2 separate regions of the Homo sapiens genome follow, and region 1 is linked to region 2. A link is a loop called in an ENCODE intact Hi-C map of the cell type or tissue named here. Cell type or tissue: B cell. All regions are shown on one strand. Each heading gives the region's core, and the rest is flanking DNA. Links, peaks and the distances in the headings are about the cores only.

Region 1 (7,728 bases), core at 2,729-7,728, 100 kb after region 2:
TAACTCTGCACTCTGGGTGGCTATTGTGTAGCCTTACTGCCCCAGAGTGCCTGTTAGCCAAATATTTCCCCTCTGATAGGAATATTTTCTAAGAATCAGCTGATAACTTGCGTGCTGGACCTTGTTATCTGTGCCCCTGGGAGACACACGTTTTCTTGGTTTTGAAAACCTGAAACACAGGCAACTTTACATTTTGGGGAATTAGCTGATGCCTCCTGAAGCCTGAGGAGGTGGCGGGGAATATGAGCGGTGCTGTCTCTCTCAAAAGTGCCCTTTAGATGATTCCCCCTCCTAGGGCTGCCTGCAGGGGCTGTAGGCTTGGGAAAGATTGTGTAGGTGACAGTGAATCAGAATGAAGTGGTAGATTTTGTGTAGATGCATTTGTCTGCTGTAATTTTTTATATATATATTAAACTTACTGTAACTGTACAGTTCATTTCTGTTGTAAAACATCATTAAACCATCTTCCAAGTGTTTTCACATTGTTGGAGTTTCTTTGAAATTGCTGTGTTGGTATTCTGGATGCTTCACATACAGATTCTCAGACTTCGCATAATTCAGCTTCCAAATTGTTTTTTCCAAGTGCTCTCAGGAACCCCAGAATCACCATAAGCACCCTGGTTCCTGCCCCACTCCACCCTTCCTCCTGCACTCCAGGAGGAGCTATGGCCACTGCATTTCTCCCTCCCAGACCCTCAGTGTGGTTTCGTGGGACCCTGAGTAGCAGTAGTCTCCCTCAGGCCCAAGTACTTTGTGTGATCAAACACGCAGGCCCATGATTGATCCTGCAAGGGAGCTCTTCAAAGCTCCATCTCACTGTGTATTTGACTGCAGAACTGGGACCGAACTCAACTTTTTCCAAATGTATTGTTTAAACTGCACTGCCCCTCTAGCATTTCTTGCCAAGTCCTGAACATTCACTGGGTGGGGGCCGGGTGGGGGGTCCTCCGAAGGAAGGTAACCCTGAACTTGGCATCTGGTCCTCCTCCTGTTCGAGGCTGCACAACTTAGCTTCTTCAGACTTATAAATACCACTTAGCATTTAGTGTCTTACTACAATTCATTCATTTCATGAAAAGTAAAGTTTGAATTTTAAAATGAATTCCCCACAGAGAGAAGGCTTCAGCTTACTGAAGAACCTGGGGAAGTTGTCTATCACGTGCTGGCCATCTGGCAGGCATTCTTGAATTAGATGATGTGGAGAGCCGTTGTCGCAAGATGTGCTCGCTCTCCTGGAAAGGGACCAAAATGGGAAGGCAAATGGTGGGTCCCTTTCTCCCTGCTCCTTTATCATAGAATTTATATTTTTCCATTCCATTCCTTAGATATATGGCTTATGTCTCAGTTTGTAGTTATTTTCTTAAAATAATGTCAAGTTTTTAACAGAAATCCTGTTTTTGAGATAGTGTCGTGCTCACAGACTTAGCAAGCAAAACTCGTTTGTCATATCCTAAGGAATGAGGATAAACAACTGATGAGATTCTGTTACCCTGTAGTCCTTTGTGAAAAAGTTGTTAAATTCTAACCCATTTCCAGGTTTGTATACAAAGCTGAATTACCTATGGCAGGATGTGAATAATATATGCCCTTACTCTTTTGTTTTTGGAGGGACTTACATCTCTCCAAAGACCCAGGTTGAAGTTAACAGGAAATCCGGTGTTAGGACTCAGTCATGGGTTCACAAAAGTAGTTGTTGATCAACAACTGAAATGTCCAGCACCAAGCAACCAAAACACATCACAAGTTATTCATGGACAGTTTGAGGCCTGTGGCTAAACAGTTGGCCAAATGACAAGGCTTTAAATCACCCCGGAAGTTGTCCTCTTAGCCTAAGTAGGTCATCTGCCATTTTTTCTCTGCCAAGCCAGGCTTTGCAGTTTTGAGTATTTCTCTGCTTATAGGAACATTTTAAACTAGAAACCTTGGATCTTATTCCAAGAATGACCTCAAATTATACTCTAAGAAGAAAAGCGATCAGAAATATTCATATCTTATCTCTGAGTTTAGTGACATTTGAATAAACGTTTGAAAAATATTGAAAGCTTCCATCTTTATATATAATGTGTTTCCTCAATACAAGTAAAATTCCATGTTTCCTTGATTCTAAGCATATCTTCACATTTTAACCCATGAAACAGATCTACATCTTACAATGGATATTTAGTGTTTTTGCCCTTGAAATAAGTTGATACATCAGTAACCAACAGTGTCTTAGGATGGAGGGAGTGCAGTTGTGCTGTGGAGAAGGCATTGCCAGACCTCAGGAAAGACAGGAACCCTGGCAGTTCCAGGGCTAGCCGCTCTCCCCTCGGATTCAGGGCTTTGCTCTCTCAGAAACTGGTTTCTCAGCCCTGCTTCTGTGAGCATATCTCAGTTCTCCCCCAGCTTGCTGTCTGTGTGGTTACCTTGCACGTAGCCTGATGTGGCCCACACCTCAGTTTAGCTCTAGCACCATAGCTCACTGCCCACTGCCAGCTTTTCTTTTTGCCTCTTTAGACATGTTATAAAAAAATTATATATATATATATATATTTTGAGATAGGGTCTCCTTCTGTTACCCAGGCTGGATTTCGGCTCACTGCAGCCTTGACCTCCTGTGCTCAAGCGATCCTCTAGCTTCAGCATCCCAAGTAGCGAGGAACACAGGCACATGCCGCCATGCCCAGCTGTATTTTTTTGTAGAGACGGGGTCCTCCTGTGTTGCCCAGGCTGGTCTCAAACTCCTGGGCTCAAAGGATTCTCCTGCCTCAGCCTCACAAAATGCTGGGATTACAGGCATGAGCCACCATGCCCAGAATGACATATTCTTGACAGAATTGGATCAACTCACTTTTCAAACCAGCCATCCAGGTCACACAGCCTGTATATATGTCAGCTGACCTTGAAACTTGGTCTAGCACAAGCCCTCGATGTGAGAGGCACTCTCTTTCACTAATAGATGAACCAGATTTCAGTTTTAAAAGCCCAGTGAGTAGCAGAATTCCCCTGAGGCTGAGTTACAAATCAAATGCCTTCTCCTTATGAGTTGCCTGTGAATTGTTAAATATGCCTAGTGATGATGTGCGTGGCTCCTGTTGGAATCCCAAATTTTCAGGGGCTTTAACAGTCATGGTCTTGGATTTCCTTTTTGAAAATGTCAAGGTATAGATTTCAGTCTTTACACAATATTAGTTGGTGGGCTTGTTGAATTGGGGCCCTATATATAGCCACTGCAGTTAGAGGAAACACTGCTAGGGACAGGGCCACCTTTTGTGAGAGAAACGCCTAAAAGACTTGTTCTCCATCCCTCCCTCAAACCCTATGCACTGAGACATTTTGCACTGTGGCGTCAGCTGCTGTGCATAACTTCCGGACACCTTCTGCTCACACGCTGTCTATTCTGATGCCTGGGTGCCAGGCCAGCCTTTCGCGCTTGTTTTCCTGCACCTGACAAGCTGGTGCCGTGCTGCAGGGCTCCTTTCCCATAGCCCTCTCTGTTTCTGGCATAAGACTGGGCCCATCCTGACACATTGTATTGCACCAAGCCCCACTCTCTCTGTCTAAGGCACAGCCACCCAGCCGGGATGCCCGGCCCACTTGCCGTGTGTGACACCACCCATATTGCCGCATTCCGGGCCGCAGGATGCACCTGTGCTCATGTGCTCGTTCCCAGGAACTGTCCTGTTCTCTCCTGAGAATCAGCAGTTTTGCTCCCCTCCTCCCCCAAGGGCAACCTGCTGATTTACTGATGACTAAATTGCCATTACAAGCTTGACTGCTGAAATAAAGCTTAGTAAAGCTGCATTTTCACTGAAGCATTTATTATGCAAAATAGGAAGGCTTTAGCATGCCAGTATAAATTAAAACAGTAGAAAAAAAGCAGAGTAGAGAGCGTTTTCCATCCATGGCCTGTGCCCTGTAATGACGCAGCAGTATCCTAGTACATTGACGGGTTTTTCCTGTCCTGCCACTGTCCGCTGGGCAGTTATAGGTCCCATGTGTTGGGTCTTCCTGCGAGGCCTTCACAAAGATGATTTTGTCATTCGCTGAAAGCGTGAAGTGAATCAACGGCCTCCTCTTGCTCCGCAGCACTTTATTCACACTGTGTAACCACATGTTTTTTATGCCACTTTGTGCACAGCTCATCAAGGTCAGTCTGTTCATCTTCTGGCCCCTGTAGCACATGGTACAGTTCAATGGTGCGGCACAGAGGCCTGAGGCAGGGAGGCTCCCGCTGCCCTCGCAGGCCCTGGCTGACCCTCCCCTGCCCGCCCACCTTCCCATGCCCCTGCAGCTCCCTGGTTGCACCTGGCCTAGGCTCCTTTCCATCTGCCCCTCTGCCCGGCCCTCTCACCAGGGAGGCACAACATGGCCCAGTACAGTTACCTTGAAAGGAGGTGAAGGTGACAACAGAAGCCAAATTTACAGCAGGAGTGAAGCCACTCAGACACAGAGTGATACAGACATTAGGGCATGTGCTAGCATCTGCGCTTTCTCTGGGGACTTTACAAAACAGACTCAACAACTCAGCTGTGAGAGGCAGTGCGCCCGCCTCCCAGGGAGAACGAGGAACCGCCAGGAGACAGGTCTACCTGCACCACCGGCAAACCAGAGGGCCCAAGGCCAGGGCCGTAAGCCCTGGGAGTACACTCCCTTAAAGAGTGCAGGGACAACAGTCTGTGTGTGAAGGTTTGGAGCTAAATATAACCAAAGCATCCTGTACATAAAGGGGAATACTTCAGTGGCTGAGAAGAGTGAACCGGGTTGTAAATGCTTCATCCTGTGTCTCATAATCTGGGCGTCTGCAGGTCTGGCCTTTGAGTGGTGAAATCCCCTGGCTGTTAGCGAGGGGGCAGGGCCTGCATGTGAAGGGCGTCGTAGGTGTCCTTGGTGGCTGTACTGAGACCCTGGCGTGAAAGCAAATCAGAAAACAAAGAGTGGGTCAGTAGCCTGTGTGGGCAGGAGCCAACCCAGAGGCCAACAGGTGTCTCTGCAGCACAGCCCTGTGACCACCCACCCAGCCTCCAGAGGCCCAGGAATAATCCCCCTGGCCCCACGGGCAGGAGCCTTGGCTGCAACAGCTTCGTTGGTAGATGGGTGCTGTGCCCTGCCGGGAATGGCCTTGCAGCAACTCCTTTCCAGCTAAATTCTCACCCCTCTTCTCAGCTCCTCAAATGCTGTGCCTTACAGTGCTTGGGCCCCGCCAACTTCCTGCTGGACCTAAGAGAAAGGAGTCTCCCACCTCCCATATTGGGCAGGAATCAGGGGGGAGGGCCCAGACCTGCTCCAGAGAATCTGCTGTCCCTGACACCTGGGCCCAAAGGAAGCCTGGACTTGTCACAGGGAGAAGAGGGGCTCCTTGGCCTCAGCCCTCTGTGAGCCTCCTTCCCTTCCCAGGCCCGGTGATTCTAGTGTTTTCTTGGTCACGAACAGGCCCACAAGGCTGGCCCCAAACCTGCTGGAATGCCTGTCCCCCTGGTCCAGGGGCCAGGAAGGAGAAGGATCAACAGCAGCCACACACAGGTAAGTTTCTGGGGCCCTTTTGATATCACTCAACTCAGGCAAGCTGGGCATCCTGACACTAGAGTCAGAAGAACGAGCTATGAACAGCCCATGGGAGCCAGAAGGAGGGAAATGACAACCCGCTGGGGATCATGTTTTAGAGAAGTAGTTTGACCGTGCTTAGTTTGCATAATTGCCTGCACTGATTTGCAAAAACCAGGCACCTAACTACATAACATTTTCTTTCTGAAGCTGCCATTTTTCTTAGCTTTTTTTCCTTCAGTCTTCCCAGCCAACCTCTCATCTTACTAGGCCTAAGGAAATGATGCAGAGTGAGGGTTCTACAAGAACCCAAAGAGGCAGGATAATCACTTGTGTGGTCCTTTGCCTCCATCTGCATCGGCGGGGAGGCTGCGTACCCTCTGGACAGCTGCTGCTCTGTCTGCCATGGCCAAGCAAGGCATGGTTGGAGCCAAGTAATTCGCTTGAATGGCCAAGTCCCAGCTGTGCTCCAGGGACTTATTGGCAGTGGCGTTGCCACTGGCCTAAATGGGTGCCTTGGGCTTGCCCTGCCCAGCTGTTGGCAAGAGCTGGTGCCACCAGCAGGCAAAATGTGGGGGCCTTGATCTTGCCCCTTGTCAGGTGGTGCCCCTTCCACTGAAGGGACGCCGGCAGCTCCTACCTGGTAAAGGCCATCGTGCCCCTTGCCCCTCCGGCGCTGGTTGTTTGGGAGTGAAATGAGAAAAGGATTAGAAAGTCAGGCAGTCAGTAGTGGCATTTCTGCTCAAGGGCCCCTCCCAAGGTACCCAGGAAGTCAGAGGTAACTGTCTCCCAGCAGCACCCCTGCCCCTGGGAGAGAAGGATCCTCAGGCCCCTGGTCAGACCTTCATCTCTGCAGAGTAAGGTGAGGCCTGGCCATGATGGGGCTTGGGTTTGCTCCACCCCACTCAGATCCTCACAGACATCAGATTCCTAAGGTCTAGGGCCCGCAGGACCTATATTGCCTACTGCTTAGATAAATGGGCTTCCCTTCAGCTCTTAAAGTTCTTGGCTAGTCATTTTTGCTCACTGACAACCAGCTGTTTTGAGCAGTTACGAGCTCTGGCATAGTCAGTTCAATCACGTGCCCGTTTACCAGCTAGAAGACCTTGGGTAAGTCACTCAACCTCCTTGTGCCTTGCAGGGCACATGTTTCTCATTGGGTTGTTGTGGGAATTAAATAAAACTACAGAGAACCCCTGCTTGGAAGGGGTCAATGCTTCACTCTCACCATTTTGAAATTCTTAATTGTTGATGAACAATTAATTGTTGATGAACAATTCTTAATTGTTGATGAATTGTTTTCATGTTGTCCTGGGACCTGTGGTCCTGAGCACTGAACACGGCAGCACATATTAAGCACTCGATGCTTCCTGTTATTAAAACGGACCTGCTTTTGCAAAGCTTAGGCTGTCATAGAATCTAGATGTGGTTTTCTGTACTGAAAGAGCATCAGCCCTTCCTTAGTTTCTTATGTTCTGCCCGGCTGGGTGACAGCCAGGTTCGCCTTCACCTCTGATGGCCACCACATGGGCATTTGCAGCTGGGATGAGAAGTGGATGGGAAAGGAGGCCTGCAGCAGGCGTGTCTGGAGGACCAAGAGGAACTCCCTCGGAAATTAAGAAACAGCAACACTCACCTCGCCTTTCATCCCAATCTCACTGTAGGCCTCCGCCATCTTATCTTTCTGCAGTTCCTGCAGAAGAGGGCGTGGAACACTGATTTTTACCAACTAATGCAGAAAGCAGCAGGTTCCCCTACAACAGGAAGCTTCTTGATCCCCAAGTTGGCAGCAGTGGCAGACAGGGAGGGCTCCCACAATCAAGGCTCCAAACCTTATGCACACAAACTTCTCTGCCCACAACCAGCTCCAGCCCACCCCCCTCATCCTCAGCCCTTTGGAGTCTCCTCCGAGCTGCCAGCTCTTTGCACTGAGCTGAGGGGCTCAAGTTAGGCTCAAAAAGATAGGAGGTGGAGTTCTAGACAAAGACACGGAGACTGGGCAAAACAAGGGCTCACCTGGAGCCCCAGAATCATTTATCTGAGCAAGTTGTCTCTTTACACAGCCAAACGGGCTGTAGATCAACCCTCCCTCCCCACAGGAGGGGCGGGGAGGCATCTCCTTCACAGAAGGCTGCCACCTGCAAGGGTCTCCTGCATGGCAACCCAGATCGACAATCAGGGTTCAGGGTCACACCCAGGAGGGTG
Region 2 (11,156 bases), core at 3,832-8,831:
TCCGGTAAACCAACAACCTTCAGCATGGGCGTCGTAGCCATCATGAGCATGTCACAGTGCTGCAGAGATTTTGTTTATGGCCATTTTGGGGGCCTGTCTATGGCCAGATTTGGGGGCCTATCCTCAACACGTTCTTGTCTTCCCAATTCCTATGCCTGTGCCTGAAAGCACTTAGTAAATACTTGTGGAATCCATTAATGATTGAAATCAGTGACTTGGCAAAACACTTTAAACTAGAATGAAAGAAAGACAGTTATAGAAGTAAAGAAACAGTATGGTAAGATAGGATCATGTAGGATAGGCTAGACAGATAAGTTTAGTGAAATGGTAAAACTTTAATAGAGCTACACAAAGATTTAAGCTTTTACAACCAAGAAATTCAGGATTGGATTTTGTAATAGATTTAGTTTTAAAGAATGCCAGATTGTTAGAGTGAACAGTAGATGAGCTATGTATATAGCTGTAAAAATGTAATATAGCACAGGTTAAAAGAGACCAGAAACATGTCATTTCAAACCGCTTTCTGGTGGAGTAGCTTTCTCAGTGAGCCACCACTTAAATGACTTGATGAGATTAACTGACAGCCCATTCCTGTTTGATGCACTATCTGATTCCCTATAGCATGCTGAAGACTTATTCCATGGTATGTCTACCAGTTGAGTTGTAAAGTTATTAAGAACCATTTACTTGTTTGTGCTCCCAATACTGTTCATGCTAGTTGTACTAATTTTAATCACACTATTTATTTATTTATTTATTTACAGATGGAGTTTCTCTCTGTCACCCAGGCAGGAGTGCAGTCACGCGATCTCGGCTCAATGCAACCTCCGCCTCCTGGGTTCAAGCAATTCTCATGCCTCAGCCTACTGAGTAGTTGGGACTATAGGCGCATGCCATCACGCCTAGCTAATTTTTGCATTTTTAGTAGAGATAGGGTTTCACCATGTTGGCCAGGCTAATCTCGAACTCCAGAGCTCAGGTGATCCACCTACCTAGGACTCCCAAAGTGTTGGGATTACAGGCATTAGTCACCGCACCCAGCCTAATTACACAATTTAAATAACTATATAAACCAAGGAAAAGAATAGAAAAAGAAAGATGATGTTTCTGTGAAAATTAAGTTAAATGCTTTGGAAAGATTTGATAAAGGGTAATTACTAAAAAATACTGAATTAGATGTGTGCAAGAGAGCTATAAAATAGTAGGGATAAATTATTCTAAAAAAATAGAAAAGCATTATGGACTCAGATTGCCTCATGTGTCATATAATTCTTGCCCCACTTTTAAAGCAGTGTTTTTTAATCTATGAGACATGAAGTCAATTTAATAGGTTGAAGTCTAGAACACATCGCAATACATTTATACCTGGAAAGAAGCATTGTTCTATGGAACTTTTCTTGAGTTTTTAGTATTTAGTCTATACATATATGTACAATGTAAAATGTGACTTTCAGTGAAAAACGTAAAAATCTTTTGAGTTTTTTATCCAAACTCAAAAGGCTTTGGCCCAAAAAAATTGGTGAATGAATGTGTATTTATATGCTTTGGGTTAAAATACAATCATTATGTACTTGTGTTTATGATACTTAGGTTGACCATTTTGTTCAGCCAACCAACTACTGATCTCAGTCTCATGGGATAAGAATTTTTACATATTTTATTTTACTTGTCTTCCTCTCATGCCCTCCATATTGTGCCTGAGTCCCCAACCCCCACCATACCTCGGCTCTCTGTTTAGTAGCTATGTGACCCTAAGGGTCATTAACTAGGCCTCAGTTTACTTTTTATGAAGTAAGATTATCCTTCAGATTGCTTGTTATTTGGCAGTGCTTAATAGCCACGTTGATAAAGTACATGTCTTTCATGGTATCTGCCCATCTAGATTTTTAGTAAATGATAGACATTCCGTTAAGTTATTCTAAAAGATTTTTGGTGGGGGGAGGGGACACTGAGAGCCCCATAATGCAACCTTAGAGGGTATCATTTACATAGTCTGTGATGTAGTTGACAAGAATGGTGGCAGTGCCAATACCTATCACTTGATTCTGAGTCTCAAATTTTCAAGTCCTGGAATGTTGTTTCATATTTGGTGGGCATTAGTAAAATTATTTTAGTTTGTATGTGTGTGATGGGTTTGTTGGACTTTTTTTGTAAATAATTATTGATAATGCTTGAGGTACTAAGTATTTTTATTACAGAGAATTGAAATATCATTAAGTGTTTTCTGTAAGTAAGTTAATAGGACACTAAATTATTGGTAGATTGGAAAAGAGATGAAGGTTGGAAAGGATATTGGTGTACTGTTGAGATTGGCTGGGGTGAAACCAGTGGTGCTAAAAGATGCAGACACCCCCCATGATATAGAAAGGAGGTAACAGGCAATAATTGTTGAGTCAGACATTTCTGCTTGTTCAACTAGTTATATGGTCAGTACAGAATAGAGGGTACAAATGGCTATTCATATAGAACATGACCAGGCTGGATGTTAATGATTTAGTAAGGTAGAATATAGGCCGATCTCAGTTCACTCTCACATAAAAGGTGTGTTTTAAAACACTAGTTTGTGATTTAGTTGTCATTGCCCTCAATTTCATTTCTAATGATACCTACACTGGCCCATAAGATCATGAATATAAAAATATTTTAATACTAGTAGTGTCGGCTGGGCATGGTGGCTCATGCCTGTAATCCCAGCACTTTGGGAGGCCAAGGTGGGCGAATCACGAGGTCAGGAGTTCGAGACCAGCCTGGCCAACATGGTGAAACCCGTCTCTACTAAAAATACAAAAATTAGCCTGACTTGGTGGCAGGCGCCTGTAATCCCAGCTACTTGGGAGGCTGAGGCAGGAGAATCGCTTGAAACTAGAAGGCAGAGGTTGTAGCAAGCTGAGATTGTGCCACTGCACTCCAGCATGGGCAAAAGAGCAAACTCCATCTCAAAAAAAAAAAAAAAACTAGTAGTGTTAACCGTGAATTCTGGGTCCTGGAAGAGCGTTTGTCCCCTCTTTTAGAAAATAAAAAAAGGCTACATTTTAGGCGTAATTGTGAAATACATGAGTTTGAATTTGCCCTTTCAGCTCCTTTTTATACTTCCATATGTTACTACTATTTCCTATTATTACTACCTTCTATGAACCCTTTGCCCACATTACCCCACCCCCAATCCAGGTCCTCTAAACATCAGTTATTTTATCATTTATTGGCCTCTTCTCTAGTAGAAACAACCATTGCCTTACAATCAACTCCTCAACTAGGTGTTAAATGAAAGCAGTGGGATTGGATTAATTCATGCTCAAGTGTGAATGACTGACAATCCCACAAACCTCTCAAAAATGATTTTCCTTTGTACAACGGGTGTTCTTTCTAGGTTAAGTTTTAGTCTAATTGATTCTTTGCTATTATTTCAGACAGATGACCAAGTGAAATGGACATTTGAACTTTGTGGGAAAAGCTGTCATTTTCTTCTTTTGGACATAAATGTGCCATGGTTGGGGAGTACAGGCAAGAGACGGTGACAGTCCCTCTCCCAATCCATCTGTAGAGGCTTGGACAAACTCCTGGTATTTAAACTTCCCCTCTAAAATTAGTAGGGTACCTAGGTCAAGGGTGGTAGAAAGGGACTTTTCTTGCCTTTCCTTCCCACTGTAGCAATGTGAGCTTTTTTTTCTGGGTGAGCTTTGCAGTAGAGGGGAAGCGGGGGGTCCCACTCTAGATAGTAGCCTGTGTGGGCTGGTAAACTATAGCCTCCCTGCTACAGGTCTTGTGGGACTCCCTTAGCCTGAGGAGGAGGCTCTTTCACTAGGAAGGTGCTGCTCCTGTTGGGTACAGACACACTCCTTTGTTAGCAATGATTGTCTGGCTGCAAGTCATCCTTAGCTAATATATGAAAGACCACACTCACAGTAGAAAGGTAGTTTAGAGATGTTATTACATAAAGTAGAAAAGGGCAGATGGTAAGTTGCAGAAATATCCCATAATAAATGCAAATAATAAATTTTAAATTTCGTAAAGGCGGAAGAGGAGGGAAATAAACATTTATTGATATCTACTGTAATCTAGTCACATTCATCATTGCTTTTCATCTTTTCTCACCAAGGAGAATTTGTATAATCCAACATATTCTACCTTAAAAACTCATTTGAAATTTGTGTTCTCTTCTATAATGTATTCTTATTTTAATACAAAGTGGTGTGAAATATTAAATAAGATTGATGCTTTCAAAAGATGGACATGTTTATCCAGTGACTTGATGTCTGCCCTGGCACAACTGCATCACATTCCTCCAGTCCACGCTCTTGTCTGAGAAGCATGAAAGCATTTATCTCACAATAACCTCATGAAAGGGATATCATCATTTTATAGGTGATAAAATTAAGGCTCGAAGAAGGAAGGAACTTAAACAGGTATTACAGGTATTAAATGGCTGTGTTAAGTTTCTCCCCCAAAGTCTCTCCTCATAAGCATTTTGTGATTCAGTAAAACAGAAAAACTGGTAATGCAGAGTGCTGATCCAAAAGTTTAAGGTTTTTGGTCCTCTACTGACTTGCAAGGGAATCTTTTTAAAGGCCCCTTGTTAAAATCTGTCTTTCATTTCCTGAAGACTAGTTCTAAATAAAAACAGTTATTAATGGGCTGACACCTTTCAGAACTCTCCTCAAATCTAGTGCACTCTTCTGTGTATCTGTACACACCTGACTTTTAAACACAATGTCTTTGCTGCCGTTTACTGGTTTCTTCACTACACGGAAAACAAACCATTCAGTCTGCTGCTTTACCACCTCTCAGCAATTCCCTACGTGTTTAACTCATCCATAATGCATAGGAATAGCCAAGAGCACAGATTCTGATATCAGAAAATTCTAGTTTTAAATCCTGATTCCGAATTACTAGTGTGACATTGGATAAAGTGTTTTAGTTCTCTGTGCCTCAGTTTCCTTACTTTAATAATATATAAGGAAAGAAAGGGGTAATAATGCTTATTACTCCATGGAGATTTTATAAATCTCCTGAATTGTCTGTGATGATTAGGCTGTTGTCATTGTAATGCCTAAAAAATTTTGGGTTGATGACTTACCTTGTAAATATACTTTAAATTGAATAAACATATAGTTTAGTAAGGATTATATATATGTATGTATGTTCATTAAGTGAAATATACTTGAGAATACCAAGTAATTCCACAATTTACATGGCCCACCCTTTGACAATAGAGATTCTAAGTAACAAACTGTCTTCTTTCTACTTGAGATTTATTTTCATGGGGGAAGGATACTGCATAATATGTAGCATTCAACTAATCTATTCTGTTAATTTGGTAATATAAAAAGATTTGTAGATAATGAATTTCTATACTCTTTAAGATACTTTATACACCTTGCACTGCTTCTGGGTTTACTGTTGCCTCGTTTTAAAGTGGGACTTTCTCTTGACGGAAGTGTGTTAAGAATTGGAAAATTCCCTATCAGTAGACTAGCACCATCTTGACAGCCTTGTGTTCTGCTTCTACCTTGCTAATTGTTTCCTTGGGATTATTTGGATTGTGTAGAAAGCTTTTTGCAAATCCTCTTATTACTGAAGTCATTGTTGCCAGCAGGAATAAGATTAAAGGTGCTTAAGTCTGTAGGGTTGTTTCTAATTTGTACGTGTCATTTCAGTGGCATTTTAACAGAACTCTGTCTCCTGTACCTCCCTTCTCCCTTGGTACTATCTCCAGTTAGGTCCAAGAAGCCAGGCCATTGGAAGAAGTCTCATTTTATCCTCCTAATTATTATGCTGGCACTCAGGAGATAATTTTTCCCTTCATGCACTGCCAATTAATATGCAAATAGCCTGATAAATATTTATGCAACGATTTAAATTATGCAGGGAGTGCTTTCAGTATATTCTGTAAATGAATTGTTCATGGACTTCAAAGTGCTGGCTGCTGTGCTAACGAGGAGAGATTTGCATAAGGCCCTAATCACGCGCATACTGATTAAGCTTCATTATGGAAACTGCCAGCTGCAATCTTTGTTTCTATTTTATTACAAAAAGAGGAACTTTTTCATGCTTCAGTTGCCTTGACAATGTCAGTCCTAGCTGGTAGGAGAGACTAAAACTCCTCTGAGCAACTGAAGTTTCCTTATTCAGTTGAAGATTGCTATGGTGTAACAGAAGTTGTATTTTGCTTTTCCCCTTAATCCACTTTCCACCCTACGCAACCCCCCTCTTTTCGCTTAAGAACATACTGTAGATTTGTTAGAAATAGTAGTACCTTCTTTCCCCACCCCAAACTGCTACCTGTTTCTTCCTTGTTTGGACTCTCTGCTCCTCTAGAAGATTTCACAGCAATGCTGGACTGCAGTGACTATGTTCTAGGTGGGTACCAGCACAGTTCTTTTCTTAGAAGCTTTAATATGGAAATAGAGTGTGTCGGGTTGACTATGCATAAATGCTTAATCGCATATGCAGCCTGTGGCGGGGGAGGGGGAGAGTTGGACTGAGCAGGGAAGGAGGAAAGCATTTGCAAAGCACAAGCTTACTTGAATTTGCAGTAGGTCCCTCCCTGTGACTAGCTCTTCTGATTCAGAGGGTATCGTTAGTAAATACAGTTAATTTAGAGTTCAGCTCGAATGAATATTTTTGCTTTTTGGAAATTCCTATTGAGAACATTTCATGTAGTTATAAAAACATCTTAAATCTGAAACAAGGCATAGAACTGTACATATATAATATATACATATTAATAAAAATGTTTTTCATACCTAATGAGAACGTCTTATACAAAAACCAAAATGCTCAGTGAAAAATAAGGTTGAGTCACAATGCAGAATAGTTTTTATAAATGTTAATAAAGAGGGTAATTGTACTGGTTGCTGCAACAGATCTGTTGATCGATTTCCAGATTTTAGAAACTATTAACTTTTCAAATTTTTGCTAGGATTAGTCCTCTTTTTAATTTTTTTAAAATCAACTATATACTCTAGATAACTACAACTTTAAATGTTGGAAAACCTTTTTAGAGTTTTCTCTGTAGAACAGCAAGCCTTTTGGAGTGGAAGATGTCCAGCTTAAATTTGTTAAAACCATCTTTGGTGATGAAGATTTCAAATAAATCAAGGCACTTTGATTTTTAGATATATGGTGGCTAATGGTGGTCATATTTTGTGTGGAGTTATGTCTGTTTATATGCAGAATTATTGAGACTTTTTTAGTTACTCTAGTCACCTGGAAAGTTAAATGATATGAACTCCGGGACTTGGATATCTTACATTTAAAACTTTTGCAAATGACTTTTTTCCTATATTGTCATTTTCTGCACTTGAAAATTAAAGCTGCTCCTGTCACCTTCATAGTTGCCAAAGATAAAGTAAAATGATACTTCTGAAAACGTTTGAATTCTTATGCATAAGGCATGGCCTAAACCCAGGGTAGCAGTATCTGCCCAGCACAGTAAAAGCCACTATGTAAAGAGTGAATGACAGAAACAACAAATTTATGTCAGGAATTCAATCTTGTATTTACTCTTTGACATTTACTTAGTTAACAATTCAAAAAAAGGAAAGAAAAATACCTTTTTGGAATATTTTTAACACATCATTTTAGAAGTAGAAATTACATCTCTTACTTTCAGTTAATAGTAAGTATTATTTAAACAGTCTTCCCATTGTGCAATTTTATTTTTGTGTGTATGTGAAGTAATGTTTTATTTTTGTGTGTATGTGAGATAATTTTGTTAAATGCTTTTGAAGCTCTTGACAGTTCAGTAGAAGAATCTGAGATGATTCACTTAAAATACCTGTGACATAGTCTTTATAGATGGGAAAATTAGAATATGAATTGTACAAAGTCAGGCTCATGACTTGTTAAGAATTATGCTTATTTCTGCGGTGCCCACATATGTGAGAAAACTGTTACTCTTTTTATGAATGTTAACTGATTGATCATTTTTTCCACTTTCCTTTAAAATTCATTTAAAGGAAGCATGGAGCAGTATGTATGCTAATGGTATATTCTATTACATTTGTTGTGATCTCTGTTGACTTTCATGAGATTTTGGTTGTCATTCAGAAAGCTGATTTTTCACTAAGTTGTACACCTGTTCCTTTCAAACCTTAGTATGCTTTCAGATGATATTTAAATTTCTCTGGACAGTGAGAAGAAGGAAGTTGTAGAACTGCCCTCATTTATGACCACAAACATATGAATTTTAACCCTTTGAACATTAGAAGACCAAACCAAAGTTATGACAGAACTGCCTAAGCCCATAAGACAAGCATCAGTTACAGAAACTTTTACTGTATTGGAAAAGCTATTACACATCTTCTTGTTGGAAATGAAACTTATAAAAGAAAGACTCCTGATTTTTTTTCTCATCTGTTATGCATGGGGATAATTCGACTGTAAAGAACATGGTTGAGAATTCTGTCTAGTGATTGTTTTGATTTTCTAGTTAGATGTTTAAGCAGATGAAAAAATGTGCTCTTTGGTCAAAAACAGTATAGTTTAAATATTTGTTCTCTGTTAATAACTAAAGTTAAATGGTTCTTAACTTATTTAACCACTAAATAAGTTAATGTGGGTAAAGGCAGAACTTATTTGACAGTAAACTTGTTTGATCATAAATATTCTAAGTTTGAGTTTACAGTAGTAGAATAAGAGATATATTTATGTATATTCCGTTTCTTACCCTTTCAAAGACTTAGAAGAAAAGCAGAGTTCTTGTCTCTTCTCTTAATGTATTTTCTGGGATACCTAATATTGCTTGATGAAAACATTTTACTGTGGAAATAAACCTTCATTAAGTAGATAACCCAGAAATGATAAACTCAAATTAGCAGTTTCATTTAGGATATTGAGGTAGTATTACTTTAAGTGGGTGTGGTTGTAATGCAGTTTTGAAATTATTAGCTATATCTGTTATGCCTTACGGTACAACTTCTTGTGCTGGTTTATAGTTGAGGTATGAATTTAATATGTTCTCACTTTGACTTGTTTAGTTTGGTTGGGGAGGGGAGTAAATTTAGAGATAATTTACCTTAGACGTGTTTTCTTTTAGTTCATAGGTTGAGTTACTGTCCCATCTTTTATCAAGATTACCAGTGGGTTGTTTTGGTTATAATGAATGAATATCATTGCATATAGAAAAAGATACTTTATTTGGGAATAACATTTTATTATGTGAGGTGCTTCCCCCCTTTCCAGTTTTACTTCATGTTAAAAGCATTTATTCCTTTTACATATCAGGCTTTCTAATTTTCTTCAGGTTACAGTTCTGCTGTCTTTCTTTAAAGAATCTTAAAATTATTTAAAAAGACAGTTTATTTGTGAATCCCTTCAGGGTCTGGGGAATTTTGAATTTCTTCCAGATAACCTTTTATTATAATTTCTAGTATTTTAGCCAGACATGTATACACTGGGTCTTCTTAAACTATATGACTATAACATTAGTTAACCCTTTTCTCTGCCACAGTTTTGCCTCCTCAATCCCATCTCCATCCCCAGTTTTTTAAAAACCTTATTCTCCTCTGATTTATTGCAGACTCAAGAATGAACAATCCGTCAGAAACCAGTAAACCATCTATGGAGAGTGGAGATGGCAACACAGGTAAGAGTTTTCTGATCTAGCTTTTTAATTAACTCTAGTAGAGCACAAAGAAGAAAGTTTCCATGTAACTAGGACTTGTATTTGGCAAATACAGACCAATTTGAGTATTGAGTTGTCAAATATGATTCAGTCCTTTAGGAACTGGGAGGGATTATGTTTGTTTAAGATTACTTAACTTTCTTCTGCAGGCAGCTTCGTTGTTTTGCTTCTGTCTATCAGACAAACTATGCAGAAGTTAGGAAAACTGTCCTTTGGGTCAGATAGTTTTGGATATGAAATATGGGTTTACCACTTACTAGCTTGTGACTTTAGGCAATTTCCCCAATCTTTTTGAGACTTAATTTATTCAATTACAAAATGAGGATAATATATTTCAGGTTATTGTGAGTATTAAAGGAGATGATATATGTGGCATGTTAAGCAAAATGCCAGCTACACAGTAACTATTCAGTAAAATGTTTTTTCTTACAGATGTTAATCAAAATAGTAAATTTTATCTGCCCTACCTTTGCTATAAATTATATTAAAAGTTATGATAGTAAGTAGTTATAGACACATACCCATTTCTAATACATTCTTTTATTTGGTAATTTAAAAAAATTATACTTCATTAAACCTTTTATCAAGAGAAAATTATCATATAAATGAGAATACTGAGGCCCCATGAGAGAAAGGTAAATCTGTAAAGGATGGTTTGTCTCCACGGCTCATACTCTTGAGTCAGTATATTGCTTAGAGGATGTAAGACTATGTATCTTTATCATCTGCCAGAGAGGATACAGGGACTTCCCTGGTTTCTGGTAAAGGTATAAATCAAAATATGAAACCAAATAAGAAGACAGTTATGGGCAAGGATGAACAGAAAGTACTTGCTTCTAAAAACTAGGTTTTTCGCTTGCAGAGAGGGATCCCTTTTGACTTATCATTTTAAAAATGCTTAACCATGGGCAATGGTAAGAGTGAGAGGCACTCTTAATTTGTGGTAAATGGCTGAGTTGGACTAATGTAGCAGTTTTCCTGCCTGTATGTCTTTTGCTGTAAACTCTCCTATACCTGGAGATGCTTATGTTAATCTCTAAACTGTACATACCTCTTTATGTGAAACTGAGCTGTGGGGCTTCCATGTTCACCCCTGTTGTATTTAACACACTTCATAGTACTCTTACTGAGGCTAGCCAAGTAGACTTCTGTAGTATCTCTTAAGAAGGGAAAGGGCAGCATTGTATTCTGTCTGAATTGTCAGCCAGTCTCCTTTTTGTTACTTCTCTGTCCCCTGTTTGGACTCCATCTTTCTTTCTTGTTCAGCACTGGTTCCTATGCCAGTGCCGGTGCTTCAGCCACCTAGCTTAGGTGTGGGAAATGTTTGCAGAGAGAAATAGGGCAGCTGATCCCCTTAAGAGACTAGAGGGTGGGGCAGTGGGCAGGACACCTGTGCCTAAAGAACAGCTTCAAAGAAGAAACATACTTTTTTTTTCCCTAAGGGAAGATAAGCAAATGATTGGAAAACACTGAAAATAGCCATTACATCAGACTACATGGAAATCCCTGTATCTACTTTAATGCTACTACT

The links. Hi-C counts contacts between places; a loop is a spot of excess contacts. Peaks named below come from ENCODE experiments on the same cell type or tissue, not always from the same donor. Only the 100,000 strongest peaks of a DNase experiment are listed, where the experiment ranks them.
Region 1: it touches region 2 in a loop (2.2-fold over the local background); 1 of 110 quality-filtered maps calls a loop at or near these places.

The regions. Positions count from the first base shown.
Region 1 is chr1:167,426,861-167,434,588 of GRCh38, forward strand. CD247 (CD247 molecule) reads right to left here. Exons shown (of 8, transcript NM_198053.3): 6 at 7,160-7,216; 7 at 6,164-6,199; 8 at 3,780-4,886. The coding sequence ends at 4,821. It overlaps POU2F1 (POU class 2 homeobox 1), which reads left to right. Exons shown (of 16, transcript NM_002697.4): 16 at 1-480. Among named protein-coding and RNA genes, the nearest start is that of CD247, 88 kb to the right of the region's middle. RefSeq lists enhancers at 2,903-3,809, 3,348-3,537, 3,810-4,716, 4,468-4,567, 4,688-4,757 and silencers at 4,208-4,257, 5,028-5,087. In B cell, for the core only: no CTCF peak of the experiment used is centred there; DNase peaks (open chromatin) are centred at 3,791, 4,561 and 5,631; H3K4me3 peaks cover 1,526 bases; H3K27ac peaks cover 2,972 bases.
Region 2 is chr1:167,322,950-167,334,105 of GRCh38, forward strand. It overlaps POU2F1 (POU class 2 homeobox 1), which reads left to right. Exons shown (of 16, transcript NM_002697.4): 2 at 9,521-9,586. Among named protein-coding and RNA genes, the nearest start is that of POU2F1, 110 kb to the left of the region's middle. RefSeq lists an enhancer at 4,768-6,860. In B cell, for the core only: no CTCF peak of the experiment used is centred there; DNase peaks (open chromatin) are centred at 6,022 and 8,140; H3K4me3 peaks cover 3,447 bases; H3K27ac peaks cover 3,362 bases.